2 separate regions of the Homo sapiens genome follow, and region 2 is linked to region 1. A link is an interaction called in ENCODE POLR2A ChIA-PET data of the cell type or tissue named here. Cell type or tissue: Caco-2. All regions are shown on one strand. Each heading gives the region's core, and the rest is flanking DNA. Links, peaks and the distances in the headings are about the cores only. Region 1 holds the start of SYTL4 (synaptotagmin like 4). Region 2 holds the start of TNMD (tenomodulin).

Evidence for each region. Peaks named below come from ENCODE experiments on the same cell type or tissue, not always from the same donor. Only the 100,000 strongest peaks of a DNase experiment are listed, where the experiment ranks them.
Region 2: POLR2A ChIA-PET joins it to region 1 with 5 read pairs; 3 of 35 experiments call an interaction of 5 or more read pairs at or near these places.

The regions. Positions count from the first base shown.
Region 1 is chrX:100,730,885-100,735,884 of GRCh38, reverse strand. It overlaps SYTL4 (synaptotagmin like 4), which reads left to right and starts at 3,764. Exons shown (of 20, transcript NM_001370165.1): 1 at 3,764-3,881; 2 at 4,380-4,467. In Caco-2, for the core only: no CTCF peak of the experiment used is centred there; no DNase peak of the experiment used is centred there; H3K4me3 peaks cover 1,107 bases.
Region 2 is chrX:100,581,694-100,594,166 of GRCh38, reverse strand. TNMD (tenomodulin) reads right to left here and starts at 9,231. Exons shown (of 7, transcript NM_022144.3): 1 at 9,101-9,231; 2 at 8,805-8,936; 3 at 132-272. The coding sequence starts at 9,148. In Caco-2, for the core only: no CTCF peak of the experiment used is centred there; no DNase peak of the experiment used is centred there.

The sequences.
Region 1 (5,000 bases), core at 1-5,000:
GTTTTGTCTGCTAGAATTAAAATTTTTTTTTTTTTAGCTTTTGAAGATTTTTCAAGAATATTTAAAAAATATTATCAAAGCCATACATGCTCATTAAAAGAAAGTTGAAAAAGACAGAAAAGTAGGAGCAAAACTAAAAATTTGTTTAGTTCCATCATCTAGAGACACCCACTATCTATCCTTCTATCTATCTATATATCTATCTATCTATTTTTTTTTTCAGACAGAGTCTTGCTCTGTCGCCCAGGCTGGAGTGCAGTGGCGCAATCTCGGCTCACTGCAAACTCTGCCTCCCGGGTTCATGCCATCCTCCTGCCTCAGCCTCCCGAGTAGCTGGGACTACAGGCACATGCCGCCACGCCCGGCTAATTTTTTATATTTTTAGTAGAGACGGGGTTTCACCATGTTAGCCAGGATGGTCTCGATCTCCTGACCTCGTGATCCGCCTGCCTCAGCCTCCGAAAGTGCTGGGATTACAGGTGTGAGCCACCGCCCACTATCAATATTTTAATAAAAGTTCTTGCATACAGGTATACCTTGGAGATATTGTGGGTTTGGTTCTAGACCACCACAATAAAGCAAGTCGCATACATTTTTTAGTTTCCCAGTAATATAAAAGTTATGTTTACACTATACTGCAGTCTATTAAGTGTGAAATAGCATTATGTCTAAAAAACCAATGACCTTAATTGAAAAATACTTTAGGCCAGGCACGGTGGCTCATGCCTGTAATCCCAGCACTTTTGGGAGGCCAAGGCAGGAGGATCACTTAAGCTCAGGAGTTAGAGACCAGCCTGGGCAACATAGTGAGGCCTGTCTCTAATAAAATACTTTTAAAAATATATAGCTGGACATGGTGGTGTGTGCCTATAGTCCCAGCAACTCGGAGGCTGAGGTGGGAGTATGGCTCGAGCCCAGGAGATAGAGTCTACAGTGAGCTACAATTGTGCCACCGCCCTCCAGGGTGGTGACAGAGCGAAACCTTGTCTCAAAAAAAGAAAAACTTTATTGTTAAAAAATGCAAATGATCCTGTGAGCCTTCAGTGAGTTGTAATCTTTTTGCTGGTGGGAGGTCTCGCCTTGATGTTGATGGCTGCTGCCTGATCAGGGTGATGGTTCCTGAAGGCTGGGATGGCTGTAGCAATTTCTTAAAATAAGACAACAATGAAGATTGCTGTATTGATTGACTCTTCCTTTCACAAAAGATTTCTCTGTAGCATGCGATGCTGTTTGATTCCATTTTACACACAGTAGAACTTCTTCCAAAATTGGAGTCAATCCTCTCAAACCCTGCTGCTGCTTTATCAACTAAGTTTATGTCACATTCTAAATCCTTTTTTTTTTTTTTTTGCGACGGAGTCTCACTCTGTCACCCAGGCTGGAGTGCAGTGGCGGGATCTCGGCTCACTGCAAGTTCCGCCTCCCGGGTTCACGCTATATTCTCCTGCCTCAGCCTCCCGAGTAGCTGGGACTACAGGTGCTGGCCACCATGCCTGGTAATGTTTTGTATTTTTAGTAGAGACGGAGTTTCACCGTGTTAGCCAGGATGGTCTCAATCTCCTGACCTCGTGATCCGCCCTCCTCGGCCTCCCAAAGTGCTGGGATTACAGGCGTGAGCCACCGTGCCTGGCCTCTAAATCCTTTGCTGTTGTTTCAACAGAGTTCACATCATCTTCACCAGGAGTAGATTCCATCTCAAGAAATCACTTTCTTGGTTCACACAGGAAGCAACTCCTTGGTCAGTCAAGTTTTATCATGAGATTGCAGCAATTCAGTCACATCTCTGGGTTCCACTTTTTTTTTTTTTGAGATGGAGTCTCGCTCTGTCACCCAGGTTGGGGTGCAGTGGCAGGATCTCGGCTCACTGCAAGCTTCACCTCCTGGGTTCACGCCATTCTCCTGCCTCAGCCTCCCGAGTAGCTGGGACTACAGGCGGCCGCCACCACGCCTGGCTAACTTTTTGTATTTTTAGTAGAGACGGGGTTTCACCGTGTTAGCCAGGATGGTTTCGATCTTCTGACCTCGTGATCTGCCCGCCTCGGCCTCCCAAAGTGCTAGGATTACAGGCGTGAGCCACTGTGCCTGGCCTCTGGGTTCAACTTCTAATTCTAGTTCTCTTGCTATTTCTACCACATGTGTAGTGACTTCCTCCACTGAAGTCTTGAACCCTTCAAAGTCATCCATGAGGGTTGGAATCAACTTCTTCCAAACTCCTGTTAATGTTGATATTTTGCCCTTCTCCGTTGAATCATGAATGTTCTTAATGGCATCTAGAATGGTGAATCCATTGCCTTGAGTGGCATGTTGTCATTTACTGATATAAGAAATACTGGAGGAGGAACAAATTTAAGAGAAAAGATGGTAGGTTTAACTTTGGATGTGTTGAATTTGAGGTGTCTGCAGGACATTCAAGTGGAGATGTCAAGAACACAGAACTCAATAAAGCAGTCTGGGTAGAGTTATAGAATTAGAGTTGTGACCATATATATGGTAATTAAAGCCAAGTGAGTGAAAAAGATTATTTGGGGGAGGGAGTATATGTATCCTAGCCCTGAGAATGTCTGACTTTCAGAGGTCAGATAGCAGAAGAGTGGCCTACAAAGGTCACTGAGGAGAGGGCAAAGGAGTAGGAGGAAAAGCAAAAGAGTAAAATGTCATAGATGCCATAGAAAGTTTCAAGGACGAGGAAATGGTTAACGGTGTTAAATGTAGGGGAGAAGTCAAGCAAAATAAGGACCAAAAATACCTTACTTATTTATGGATTTATTGACACTGAGGGTCATTGTTTGTGTATCTCATTGAGAAGTTTCAGTGGGGGAAGGAAGCCAGACTGCTGAGAGCTAAGAAATGAATGAGAAGTAAGGGAATAAAAATTGCAATTTCACCTGTGAAGTACATTTTCAATACATTTGCCCATAAAGAGGACCTGAAGAGGGACCTCCTGTGTAGGGAGGTTCTTTTTTTAAGATGGTAGATACTTGAGCATGTTTAATTGCTGATGTGAAATGAGGGGGAGAGGGATGGGAGAGGCAGGGAGAGGAATCTGCAATTACTGGGTAGGTATAAACATTTTCAAGTCTATTGATACATATTGCTCACGTGCTTTCTAAAAGGGTTTTTAACCAACATATGCTGCTATCAGCAATTAAGACAGCTTGTTTGGTGGCTACTTTGTCATCATTAAGTGTTATTAAAAAATAAAAAATATCTTTGCCAAAGAATCTCATTATTGTTCTAATTTGCTTTTCTTTGATTACTAGTGAGTTGGATATTTTAACCAGTTGTGTCCTTGAGTGTGTATGTATGAATTTAGTCTACGCTTTTGCCCAAAACGTTTCTATTTTAGACAGACATTTATTTGCCATAAAAGGCCACAAGTCAAAGGATCAGAATGGTATTATATTTTATTTACTCAAATTAGATAGTTCATACTCTTTTATCTTCTTAGAAGTGTGAGACAATTTGACAACTTTTGACTCAGCTGAACGAAAGAGACAGGTGATTTCACCGTCTAAGAGAGTGACCAACAGATGGAAGTAAGTGGGTGAGGAGGCACGTCTAGTGTTAGACCCCTATCCTCAGTCCCCAGGCTCCCATTCCTAACCTGGAAGGACATTCCTCTTGTGTCTCAAGGCTTTGGGTCCCAGAGCTCCCTTTTGGGCTGAGTGGCCCCCTGCTAAGGAGCCCGGGGCGCTGTGCGGCCCCTTTAAGAGTCCAGCTCCTCCCCGCTCCAGGGAAAGTTGCAGCTTTTTCCGCCTCCCGGGAGGGTGAGAAGGGCCGGCTGCCGGAGCTGGGTTGCGATCTTCCCGGAGCCGGAGACCCTCCCTTGAAACCGGCACTGGGACTTCTCGATCTCTGGAGGCACCTGTTGCAAGTGACAGGTAGGTCAACAGCCAGCGGCCGGCCCCTCGCCCTCGGTCCGGTGCTCCTTCTGGACCCCCAGCTCCTTTTCGCTGCTGAAGCGCCCCCACCCCCATCTCGGGGTCGTGCGTCTTCCCTACCCGCTCTCTGGTCCCCCAATTTTTCCTTCTCCCTAGCTGACCGCGTCTCCCCTCTCCCCGTCCGCCTCTCCCGACCGCATCCCCAGGCTTGGACTCCCGTCTGCTTGGGCGGTCCCTCCCGGCCACTTTTCTTTCTCCAGGGCTTCTTCTGGCCCCTTCCCTGACCCACCCAGCACTAATGCGGTCTGTGCCCCTCTGGGAGCCGCCTCCCCTCTCCTCTTCGGCTCCCCTCGCGGGGAGTGCCCGGGCTTTTTCCCGCCAGCCCGAGCTGGTGCCCCTCCCGAGAGCTGGCCCTGGGGGCGGGGGCGGGGCCGAGCTCCTAGCGGGAACTGCGCCCTCCAAGGCGTCCAGTCACCTTTTCGTGGGTTCCTCTCACAGCGCTCGGCCGTCGAGCGGGGTCGCTAACCCGCACTCTCTTCGGACCTACGACATCGCGGCTTCTCTGGCGTTGGCCAGTCAGCCACAGGTAAAGGCTGGAGGCTGGTTGGCTGGAGTCCTGCCTCAGTGGGCTCCCTCTGCGCTTGGGGCTGGGGACCTGGCTGTGTGCTGTGGAGCTGCTTTATATTGCCGCTCTTCAAGCAGGCTGTGAGAGATCTGGTACTGGAGGAGGGTCCCCGAGATCTCAGAAGGGGCACAGAATGCTTCTGTCTCCTGTGTTGGTTTGTAATGGGGCAGAAAAAGGTGTTCCTCCAACCCTTAACATTGAATGAGGTGGGATTTGGGGTGGTGAAATCATTTGGTTAGAATTCTGGTGGCTTGAAAAGTGGTGACTTTCTAATCAAGCTTTTCTTCCCCCAGTACCCTGCTTCTTCAGGATTAGAGGACGTAAAATTCCAGAGTACTGTGCTTGGCAGGGTTGACCCTAGACCTTGTATATTTGTGGCAAAAATGAGTCTTCTGTACATCCTGGACCTCCTATATTTAACTGGCTTATTTTCTGCTCTTTAAGCTCCCCACCCCCACCTCTCATAAATCTATTAATATTGAGGTATTAATGAC
Region 2 (12,473 bases), core at 2,963-7,962, 140 kb after region 1:
ATTCAAATGGAAAGCTAGAGGAGGCTAGCTTTCCATTTGAATTCAAATTTTAGATGGAGGCTATTTTTAACTTGACTCAACTGCTCTAATATTTTAAGTGGAAAGCCTTAGGAGGAAAACATCCAACTTACGTTTTTAAAGTCGTGCACTTCCAATGTTTCATCAGTGCCATTTCCGCTTCTGAATATTTCAGTTCTGGTCACAGGATCAATTTCCATGTAAATCTTCTTCTTCTCTCCATTGCTGTAGAAAGTGTGCTCCATGTCATAGGCCTGGGAGAACAGAGGAAAACAATCTCTAAGATACTCAGTGTGTCCCTAAAGTGAGGTGCTTTTTGGCGCTGGAGCTGATATGGGGATCCCTTCAGAGCTGGTATTTTGAATTCAAGCCAAGCTGCTGAGCTAATTACTAAGAATTCCAACAGTTTTCTTGGCAGCCTTGACTAAACAGCAAATGATAGTTTGCAAACCAGCCTATAAAGTATTTTCCCCTTGTGTTAAGCTGAGGGATCACCTAAAACCTATGCTGCTTCTTTAAGCTACCACTTCCCTTTCCAAGTGCTAAGTAATCACGACCCCCCCCTTACTGCCCCGCCCCTCACCCGTGAAATTCATTAGGGCTTAGAAAGAGATTTGAATACACTTAAAATGGTTAAGTGTTTTTTGTCTCCTTATTTATCCAGGGCTTTAATATTGCCACAACAGCCTTGAGTCTATTCCTTTTAGAATCTGAAGACTTTCTCCTTGCCAATATTAGAGCCCTACCCTGCTCTGTTTGCTTCCTTTTGCCCCTTAAACTCCAGGAAACATTTATTGCCTTCCCTTAGCCTTCTCTTTATACGGCAACCAACCCCACCCAGTTTATTCCTGGGTTCTGTTTCCCAAGCCATATTCAGTTGTTTTCAAGTTCTACGGATTCTTTTGTGTATATGGAATTAAGCCAACTGAGCCAAGTGTCCTGCATTAAGTAACATGGAGCCTCCCAAGAAGAAAGACTGCTCATCAGGTCTTTCTTGAGTGGCTAAAACAAAACCCCAGATTTTCTCCTGCACTCTAAAAGAGGCAATTGTATTTCTAAAGACCAAGAGGACCAGTCCCATATGGCACTGCAGTTTAGGAGTAAGCCCATAACTTATAGTTTTAGGACATATTTATAGGTAGAAGCAAATAAGCATAAAGGAATTTGTTATCTGTCACAAACCAGGCCAGACCTGATGATGCCTTTTGGAAGTCTATCTTATCTCTGTCATTAGGAGACCTTTGTTTATCGAGTTTCTCCATGTTCATTTTTCCTTATGAAAAAAATCTGGGAAACTAAAAGCCTGAAAAAGCAAGTCTTCTTCAGAGCCCACATTGCTTTCTAATGATACGGTTCCCAGTGGCAGCCTTATAGAGAACTTACACCAGGTTGGGTCATTTTTTAGTCTCTGCTGATGCCATTGACTGAATGTTAGTTTAACCTGGTGAAATATTCACCAACTCAACTAGAGAAAAACAAATTGGAACCATTTGTAGAAGCAAGTGTTACTTCAAGGGTGACAAGTCTAATGTAGCTGCTGAAGAGAAAAACAAGAGACAATGTCATTTACCTCTTGGTAGCCCTACAGTGCTTTGGACATGGTTGGAACCTAAGTATTTGTTGAATAAGTTGTCCCCACCAATGGCACATCCTTATCTTCCTAAAGAGACATTTTTGAGTATTGGCAAGGTCTTTTAAAAAAACCATTTTAAAAGTGAAAGAAAAACAATACTTAGAACTCTCTGGCAACTGCAGAGTTAACTCAGGAAGTCTGGCCTGGTTTGTGATAGGTAGCAAATTCCTTTAGGTTTGTTATTTGCTTCTAGCAATAAATATGTCCTCAGTTCCAGCTCTGCAGCCAGCTTGAGAAGAGAAACTTCTACCTGTGGCAACAAATTGAGCTCTCAGTCTGTCTGACCTAAGTAGAAAAGAGAGGCATCCACTTCAGATCCAGTCCTGTCAGCTCTCCCAACGGGGGAATTTTGTTAGAAATACTATCCATTTTTGAGACAAATGTTGATGCCACTAGCCATTGGGGGCTGCGGTGGGGTGTTTATTTCATCAGTAGCACCACTGATGGATTATTGTATGGAAAAATGAGGTTAGAGACTAGGGGATGCTGGAACACTGCCTACCTGGGCGAAAGAGAAAATACAGGCTGTATTTTCAATCACTGGTAGAAGACTATGGAACCTACTGGTGACATTTAGAATTTCAGTGTGCTTCTGTGGAATGAGTTTTCCTGCACTGTTGGCAATGCACTTTACTTGGACACCTTGCTAGATGAAAACTATTGGAAACTGCCAAGCTCAGCAGATCTTGATTATTTTCAACATTCCTGCAAAGAGTTTTTTTGGTAGGGGAGAAGGGGTCCATTCTGATTGTGTTCATTAACCAACTTGTTGGCTTTATGTTAGTAATGATAAGTTACTAGAGTGGGAACAGAATGACTTCGTTTATGTGTGAATCCTTGGTAGGGGGTAGGAGTGGGGAGCTATATATTCACCCAGACAGAATTCCACTATCAAAGGTGTCCTTTTGGAACAGACTGTTCTTCGTCTAGGAAGATGATGCTGGTGGCCCACTTTGGACTGTTTGGAGATGGGTATGAGCAAATCCAGACACACTGTCTCGCCTGGGTCCCTGTGGAGCACATTGCTTGGGTAATGGCTATGCAAGCTTCACTGGCCCGTATGAAGACTGAGCTCATGCCTTTGGCATCACAAGTACTTTGCTCTCTACTAAGCTTCCTGGCTCAGGGGTTGAAGGTCTTTCTGGAGATGAAAGAATAAATGGCTTTGTCCTCTCCAGGAGCAAGCTAAAGCAGAGACAGGATGACTGGCCTGAAGAGAGGTGTGAGTGGGCTACAAGTAGCTCATCTCAGCTGCCTCCAACTCAGCTTTATTCCAGGGAGGATAGAGCAAGGACAGAATATGATGAGGAGTACACCCCTGCCCAATTGGAAAATAGAGAGAGTTAATTTTTGGTGCTTCTAGCTTTCCTTTTCTGCTCTATTTTCATATTCTGTTCATTCTATACCCTCATAGCCCTTCCCCTTTCTCTTCCCATTTCTGTCCCTTTGTCTCCTGTCTAGACATCTAGGAATCTCGTGGTGCTTCAGGTACCTTATGACAAAGAAGAAATCAATCTGACCCATGATTTCACACTTAGATATTAGTGATGAATATTTGTCTGTTTAAAAATTTGAGTGCAATACTTCACTCAGAGGAATGAAGTACTAATAGTGGATTTTATTACTTTATTACTTTGCCATTACTTTCAATGGCTAAAACCACAGTTACTTTTGCACCAATCTAATAGGCACAGTGGCACGAGGAATGGGAGATATTTGGGGGCAAGGGCATCTTTCCAGCACCACTCAAATGGGCTCTTACTCCACCCACACATAAGGCTGGCCTTAACTATAAGAACCAGAACACTGGAATGGAACAAGGAAGCCAATGGAGTGGAATAGGAATCAGAAGTGAAATGAGACAGATATGTGGTTAAGTCCAGGCAGTGAGAAGTGTAAGAAGACCACACTGACAAAATATGTAGAGGACACAACCCATTTTTCTTCCCTGCCCAGGAATTCTGTCTTCAGTCCAGTTAAATCCTCCATTCAGGCAGCAAATGAGCCCTAACATCCCTCTTTCACAGTTTTCCTTGTTTTCTTGCCTCTGTGGCAGTCCCTGAGATCAGAAAAGAAAGCTATTTAGAAAAGGTAAAGCTATCTCAGACCTCAGTGTGATGGATCTGTTTTAGGGGCAAGAAGCTTTAGCCTGTCCTGACAGGGATTTGAGGACATTTGGCTTAGGTTTGTTTTTTGAAGCCTGTGATTAATCTAGCTGCTCTTCACTCCATCTTCATCCCTTACTGTCTGTTATGAGGTACACTCTCCAAAGGTGAAATACATGCTCAGAATAGCTGGCTAGCAGGTGTTAGGCTGGAAGGAAGGGAAGAGAATGCACTGTACCATATTATTATTAACCTAACTTGGGGGAATTAAAGGGCCTCTGGGTATTTCTTTACCAACACAGAGCAGACAGATTGTTCCTTATGCAAAGTTAGAGTTCTGCATCTTCAATCACCATTTGGCAATATGCAAAATATTGGCATAAGCAGCACAGACATTCTTTTTCAACAAGAAAAAGCTACTTCTTTTATCTACAGACTTGAGCTGACCAGTAAGTTTTTCTCCTACCCATTATCCCCATCCCTGATTCTTAAATGCAGCTGAAGAATAGTGGAAAGAATCTTCAGACTAGCCTCTAGTTCTAACCTTAACCCCACCACTTACAAGCTGTGTGATTTTGGGCAAATCACTGAGTGTCTCTAGGGACTCAGTTCCTATTTTAATCCTTTACCCCTTTTCATCTGTAATGTTAGATAGTTAGCAAAGTCTGCTGAGATTTGCTCAGATCAACCTGTCAGGTTGATCACTGGACTACGCCTACTGCCACTATCTGTTGATCATCCAGGCTACTTCCTCCACAGCCCCAATTCCACTCTCAACCACTCCAGAACAGCTGTCTTTGAAGGCCCAGGCTCTTCATCCTGGTGTCATATAAGTTGTTCAGCAAATGCTGCCTTAGGAGAATGAAGAGACTGACTAAGAAGAACATGCCCATCACAGCCACAGCCTGGCTCCACATAATTGCTGGGAGCTGCCCTTGAGTAGCCCAGAATAAGAGCTGGCCCAGTGAGAGTTGTACAAGGGTGGACCTGGGTCTCACAATGCTTTAAGAGGAAAATGAAGAGAGGTCTTTTTTTTTTTTTTTTTTTTGAAAATGCCAACATGGCACCATCTGGTAAAGCTCAGTCTCCCTGCCAAAAATATTCCGGCTACTCCTTCAACTTTTTCCTTGAGGGTATATTAATGTTTCTCTAGACCCACATTTCACCCACCGGACTGTGGTGTAGGAAAGCCCAGGGGACCTGGAGAAAAAAGTTGTCTTCCTTGTGTGCCTAGAGAGGAGCGAAAAAAGTTAATATTGGGCTAATGCCCAATTGTGCGTGCCAAGAAATAGGCACGCACAAAATGTTGCAATCAGACTCGTCAAGAAAGTGCTTCTTCTGAGCAAAGGATTTTCAACCTAGAATGATAGTGGACTCACAACGCTGGGGGAGACTGTTTTAGTGATCACCTGCAACTGAGGTGTGGCAGGAGGGCAGAAAAGTGCCCGCTTATCCCTACCACTCCTCATTGCTCTGGTAATATATAGAAGTTGAAGGAACATCCTCACGAATCTATTGATTACTGTGGTCCTGATGGCTTTCAAACAACCCTAAAGTCACCAGGCAGCTCCTATGTAAGGCAGTAAGGACACTCTTTCATTTATTAAATGTATGATTCTTCTGCCTCGCTCCACAAAGGATTGGCAGGGATGGGCTACAAGGTCTGTGCTAAGTTTCTAAACTGTTGGTTTAAGGGCTAGGATTTTTCTGATTTGTTTGCTTCATGTTGGATTAATTAGCTGAGGAGTTGGCTTCTGACTGTTTCCAGTAAAATGTGTAATACAGGGGGCTTTAAGCAAGAATGTTTCTTTGGTGATTCTGCTTCAATGATCCCAGGGCAGTCACTGCCTAGAAGGGGAGCCTCATTACGATGCTTTCTCAAAATTGCTGGGACTGAATAGGTCTCTTCTGCTTGTTTAAGAAAGCTGAATTCAGAGCTGGATGGACCTGGCTTTCATTTAGCTCAGGTGGCTCCTGTATGTGGCTGTGGGTCAGGGGCCTGGGACCTGTAAGAAAATGCAGCAGCTCACCCAGAGTTAGTCGTCCTTGTTTCACTTTATTTTGATTTCATTCTCTCTCTGGTCTGTGTGTGTGTGTGTGTGTGTCTGTGTGTGTGTGAGTCTGTGCGTGTGCACACCTGTGTGCACGCAGACCTGAGGTATGTGAGGGGAGGAGGTCAAGCATGGCTTGTTCTCAATTTGGATACAGGAATCTGGATCTTTTGTACACACCAAAGCGGGAGTGAGGAGAAGGACTTATTGGCATGGAAATGTCAACACCAGATGTGGGATGTTAAATAAATACTGTTTATTATACACAGATGTTGAAAGACAAAATAAAAAGGAGGCGTGGTGGAGGCTAGGAGAGCAAACACTAAGAGCTTGGAGGAAATCCCAGGACTGCAAACAAATCACTGCCACCAATAAGCACAGTTGCATGCACAGCTCTCTCTACCAAGGGCCACAGAGTCCCAACAAGTCTCATAGATTTGTTAAGGAAAGCCCAAAGAGCCTGGATTTTAATCTGCTGTTGTTTCTTGCTAGGCCATACCATTAAGGGGAGAGTCTTTAATTTATGTAAGATGCCTGTGTCCCTTTCCTATGCAACTCTTCCAAGACTAATCTGACTGCTAGTCTCTTCCCAGAATTCTTAAGTCTGCTCTAAGGCAGGCTTGTTGATAGGCGTACCCATTGGAAACATAGATGGTCTCTTGAGATCTTTGTCTGGGACCTGAAGGTAGTAGTGGACTAAGTAAAGCATCCTCATTTCCAGCTGATTTCTTAGTTTTCAATGAACCAAACCTGGTCTTATGAAGGCCATGACTTAAATATCAAAGACAATGAATCATAACTCCCCACTGGAATGGAAAACCAACAATATTTGTTCATGGTAGAGAAACTTGCCCTAGGGGACACCTGTTGTCTTTATCTGGATTACTTCATAATAGCTTTGTTCATTTCTGAGAGTCCCTTTGCTGAAAATGACATCCCAAAATGGATTACTTCACAAGAGGTTTGATTTTTGATAAACTTTATTCAGCAGCATATCCCACCTCTTCTGTGCATGCACTGACCAAGTTTTATTTTGGTTTGAGGTATCATAGGATTGCTCCTTATAATCATTAAAAACAGAACTAGAATGAGATGTAAAGATGATATAATAGGGAAAGAGAGGAGACCATGAAGCTGCAAGTGAGTTTGACACTTTGCAATAAAAAGGCAAGGTCTCCACCTAGTCGTTTATAGCTGCGTTGAGGCAAATAGCACTGTAAATTTATAAAAACACATATACTCTTTTGGAATAGCATTTGCAGTACCAATGACAACAATAAAACAAGAAAGGCCATTTGGCCCCTTATTTAGGCAAGCATCTAAGGGTGGTCAAAAGGACTAGCTATCCACCATGCCCAGTTAAGTACATTATGGCTGTGGAGAACAAAGGATTTATGGCCCTTTAACTCATGGATAATTTTCAAGAGGATCCAAGGTTCAACTTGTGGGGTGACATATCACCTTGGGAATTAGCTAAGTGGTACCAGAATTGTATTGGAATGCATTTTGGCTCTCTTATTAATTTGCTGTTTCCTTCCTGATCTCGATTGCTTTACCCACCCTGCCAGCCTGAACACAGGTGGCTTCTCTAGAAGGACATTTGAACGGTAAGTAGTTCAGAAGCAAGGAGCAGTAAGGGGAGGAGGAGTAGGGGATAGGGCTAACTATAGGCATTGGGTGATGCCTGAAATCTTTTCTGGAACAAAGTATAAATAAAAAGGCAAACAAAGTAGGCTGGCTTGCTCTCCCTCCTACTTAAACCTGATAAGATATCCTTTGGGACTAAATGAAAGTGGGTATGACAGCAGAGGTGGAGAACCCAAGGGTGGTTATGCTTTATACCTCTGTTATCTTTCAGACACTTAGCCAGCTTATTTTCTGCTTTTCCTGCTCTGCCTCTCTCTCCCCACTGACCCATATTTTTTTCTCTCTGCTCCTATTGCTCCTTTGGCTCCTAACGGTCCATGCCAACCCATTTTCTTGTATCATCCTCCTTCCTGGATTTGTGCTTTTTTCTCCCTACATCTGTTACCAAATAGAAATGAGCATCTTATGACAACCAATTAACAACAGTAATAACAATAACTTCAGCAGCAATCCACACACCAACAGAAAAACATGGCAAAGCCAGAAAACTATCTTCACAACTTGTAGTTTGTATATTTGTTGATTATCTTTCAAATGGAAATTGTGAGCATGAAGGGACTATGGTTTTATTTGGGACTATGGTTTTATTTATTTATTTTATATCTAAACTTGCCCATTGCCTATGAGCCCAGGAATAACAATAACACTAAGGTACAGAAATATAAACTACAGTGGCTAGCCAAGCTTCACCAAATGACCCCAGTATCAGAAGCTTTCTGAGTTATCTGTGATTAATGACTTGGTGTCGCATGCTTCTACCTTGTGGCATTGCTATCTCAGTGGGACAGTGATGATTGCAGCTGGCAAGGAGCTGAAAAGCTCTAGTTTCTTTTTAAAGTCATAAATAAATGTGAAGTCAGGTATGAGAATTGCTCCTCCTGAAAAGCAGCTTGCTGCCTGTTCTCACTGCAGATGCATTAAGTCAGAAACATAATCCCTGAAAATCCTTTGCTGCCACTTTGGGTGGTTTCTCCTTATGTGGTGGTCTAATTACTTTTCCATCAGTTTCTGCCCAGATAATTGAAAGAAAGATTAAAAGTATTTTTTCTTAAGGTAAAAACTTTGCTCCTAGGAGGAGTCTTAACTCCTTAAATATAAGCATTATAGAAGAATGGGTAATTCTACACCCTATCATTACTAACCAAAATATAGAAGATAAATTTTTTTCCCTTACCAAAATAATTAGGCAAATGAAGGAGAGAAAAATCTTGATTCAGTTTTTCATACCACCAGAAAATAAACACAAAAGAGACTTAATGATTTTCATTTTCAGAATAATTTATATGCCTACTAATTAAATTCAATCAAACTCAGAACAGAAGCATCAGATTATGATGTGTATTTACTTACTTTTTTGGGTACCTCCGGCCAGAAGTGCTTGCTCCCCCAAAACAGGACAATTAGAGTTAGGGCCAGGATACCAAACACCAGTCCACAAATCTTAAGTGATTTACATATTTTCTTGGATTTAAAAGCTTCTGCCTAACCAAAGAACAGAGAGAATAAAACAATACACAATAAATCTCAATAAGCAAGCCATAATTCAAAGTCACCTTTGATTCCACTTTCTAATGTTCACTTTGCAATATGATAAATCTGTGAAACCATGCTTCTGCTCAAAAGGGAAAAAATATGAATCAACTTACATTTAGAATGTGACAGTCTTCACAATTCTCTGGAGGATTCTTTGCCATGGTCTCTCAGCACACAGTACTCTTTCCTTGCTTTGAGAGGACTGAGAGACCACTGCTGAGGTGGAGTTGCAAGTGAGTCGGCTAACAGATGCCAGAGGAGAAGCTGAATTTATATGGCTCAAATATGTCATACCAGAGCCTGAGGGAGCCCAGGGGACTCCTGTGCTGCGATTTGTTACATAGATATACCCATATATGTATATAACTTCTGTGCACAGAATTCCATCCAGAATGGCAAAGACAGAAGGTTATAATGAAAACTATTGTCCTGGGGGTTGGGTTGGAAGGGGACCAAGCCTAGAACACATTGAAATGATTTTTCACTATGAACTTAAAATATCAGTGGCAATACATGCTGCACACTCCAGAAATAAGCAAACAAAACAAAGAAGGGAATGAAGTCCTAATTTCGATTCCATTTGGTTCAACAAATATTTATTGCAGGGATATTAAATGTCAGGCACTGTGCTTGGTGTTTGAGATTCAGAAATGAATAAGATATTGCCTCCTTCACTAAGTTAAAGCTCTTTAAATGGTGCTATCAATATGTACTTAACTAATTATAATGAAAACAGGATAAAATAAAGACTAATTCTAAGCTCTCTCTCTTCATCTTCTGTCTCTGATTTTTCTCCTTTCTTGGGTCCTCTTCCTCAGTCTGCTTTTTAATGTTCACATGCCTTATGGTTCTCTTCTTGATGATCATTCTCACTTTACACAGACTTCGTAGATGATATCATTCATTCCTACAGTTGAAAATATCACCTACATATCAGTGATTTCCACATCTGTACCTGTAACCCAGTTATATCTTTTAATTTCAAGGCCATTTGAACATCTCCACCTGGATATACCTCAGGAATCTCAAACTCAACATGTTCTATATCAAAGTCTTCTTTCAACACCTTCTCCTAACCTACTTTTTCCCCTCATATTCCCAACCTTAGTTGGTGGCTATATTAGTTTGCTAGGGCTGCCATAACAAAATACCACAGACTGAGTAGCTTAAATGGCAGAAATTTATATTCTTACTGCTCTGGAGGCTAGAAGTCCAAGATCAAGGTGTTATCAGGGTTGGCTTCTTCTGAGTCCTCTCTCCTTGGCTTGTAGATGACCATCTCCATATTCACATGACATTCTCCCTCTATGTATGCCTGTATCCTAATCTCCTTTCATTATAAGAACATCAGTTATATTGGATAAGGTCCCATTCATATGACTTCACTTAACCTTAATTACCTCTTTAAAAACCCTATCACCAAATACAGTCAAATATAGAAATACTGGGGGCTAGGGCATCAACATATGAATTTTGAGGGAACATAACTTAGCTTATAATAGTGGAATTGTCACGCACCCAGTCTTTCAAACCAAAATCTGAGGTTTGTCTTTCAAACCAAAAATGTGAGGTTTGTCTTTCAAACCAAAAATCTGAGGTTTTGTCTCTTTTTCACATTCCCTTTATCCAATCAATCACTAGATCCTATCTATTCCAATCAATCACTAGATCCTATCTATTCTAAATTTTTATATCTTTGAAAGCTGTTCTTTCCTATTGTGCTCACTGCTAACACCCCAGTTTAGTTTGTCATCCTTTTTGAGAACTTTCACATCCATATATTTTACCCAGGCTGTTCTCTTGGAGCTCCACATCCATATGTCCATCTAACCTGCTAGACATCTACAATACCCAACAGACACCTCAAATTCCATATATCCCGAACTGAATTAGTTATCTCTCCTTTCAAACATGCACTTTTTTTTTGGTATTACCTCTCTCACTAAATGACACAATAATCAGTCTCTAGAATAGAAACTTCCAGATGATCCTTGATTTCTTCCTGTCTTGTTCATCCCCATGGCTAATCAATTATTAAGTCCAGTTAATTCTGCCTCTGAATTAGCTCTGCAATCCTATTCTCTCCATTGTCAATCACCACTGTTTAAGTTGAGGTTCTCAGTCACTTTTACTATTGCAATAGAATTCTGTTTTCCTTGTCTCTCATACATTGTCTTCAAGGTGATCTTTCTAAGACTCAAATTTGAGGATAATCTCTCCCTTGCTTAAAATCCTTTAGTATCTATTCATTGTCTATAAAATCCAAGCCACTTATTGTGACATAGTAGGCATTTAATGATCTCGACTTTGTCCAACTCTCTAGTCTTGATTTTGGACAATTTTTTTCTACAGCGATGGAGCCAACTGGGAGGTCGCAGCTGGGCAGGAAAATGGGGCATGTACATATGACTACCTCCACATCCTAATGTCTCAAGGAAAATAATTTTCTAATTGTTGGATACATGATTGTGCATTAAACTGATTACATAAATTATGAAATATGTCACGATTCTATATGTTCTACAATTCTTTGGTCAAGCTTAAAGAGAGAAAAAAGAAAAGCCACAAGAGCAGTCTCATGGAGAAACTTATGTTTATTGGGTCAGATGGTTCCCCTCAGTGATGTTATTCACACTATGCCTCTGATGCCTGCCTCACACTGTACACCCTATTAATGAACATGCCCTACTTCTTCACACTGTAGGACATTTGCCCATGCTATATTCATTGCCTGGAGTTTTCTGCCTTCCCTTGTTTACCTGGAAAATTCCCATTTGGCTTTCAAAATGCTGCCTAGATGTTATCACCCCCTGAAAGCCTTTCCTGGTCTCATCTCTTCCACTTCGTTAAGTTAATTACCCTTTCCCTTGCTCTACTTTTGTATCTTGCTCATACTTCAACCGTTATACTTTGTATGCTGTATTATAATTCTTTTTTATGTGTTCCTCTCCTGAATAGACTTTGAGATCTTTTAAAACATGCCTTTCTTGTTAAAAGGATTGAATTAAACCAAGAGTCAAAGCAATATTCCATGGAAACATAGAGGGAAGAGTGATTAATTCTGATTCAGAAAAGCAGGAAAAATGGCACAAAGGACATGGCATTTCAATAGACTGTTCATTGATTAGCATGTATTTATTCAGTGTCCCCTATGTGGCAGGCATTGTTATAGGAGCTAGATATATATTCAGTAGTAGACAAGCAAACACAGTTCCTCCTTTATAGAGCTCAGAGTCTTGTTGGGTAGACAGACATTAAACTAAAAGGAAAAAAATCCTGTAAATAAAAGTACATAAATGATGATATATGCTAAGAAGGAAAAGTGCAGGTGCTTTAAAGCACCTAATTTGGATTGGGTGGGATGGGTGAGGGAAATCCATGCTGAGGAGTTGTCACTTAAGCTAAGACCTGAATAATGAGTAGAAGTTAGCTGGTAATGAGTGGGGAAAAGATTATTCCAGGCCAAAGGAACAGCACATGGAAATA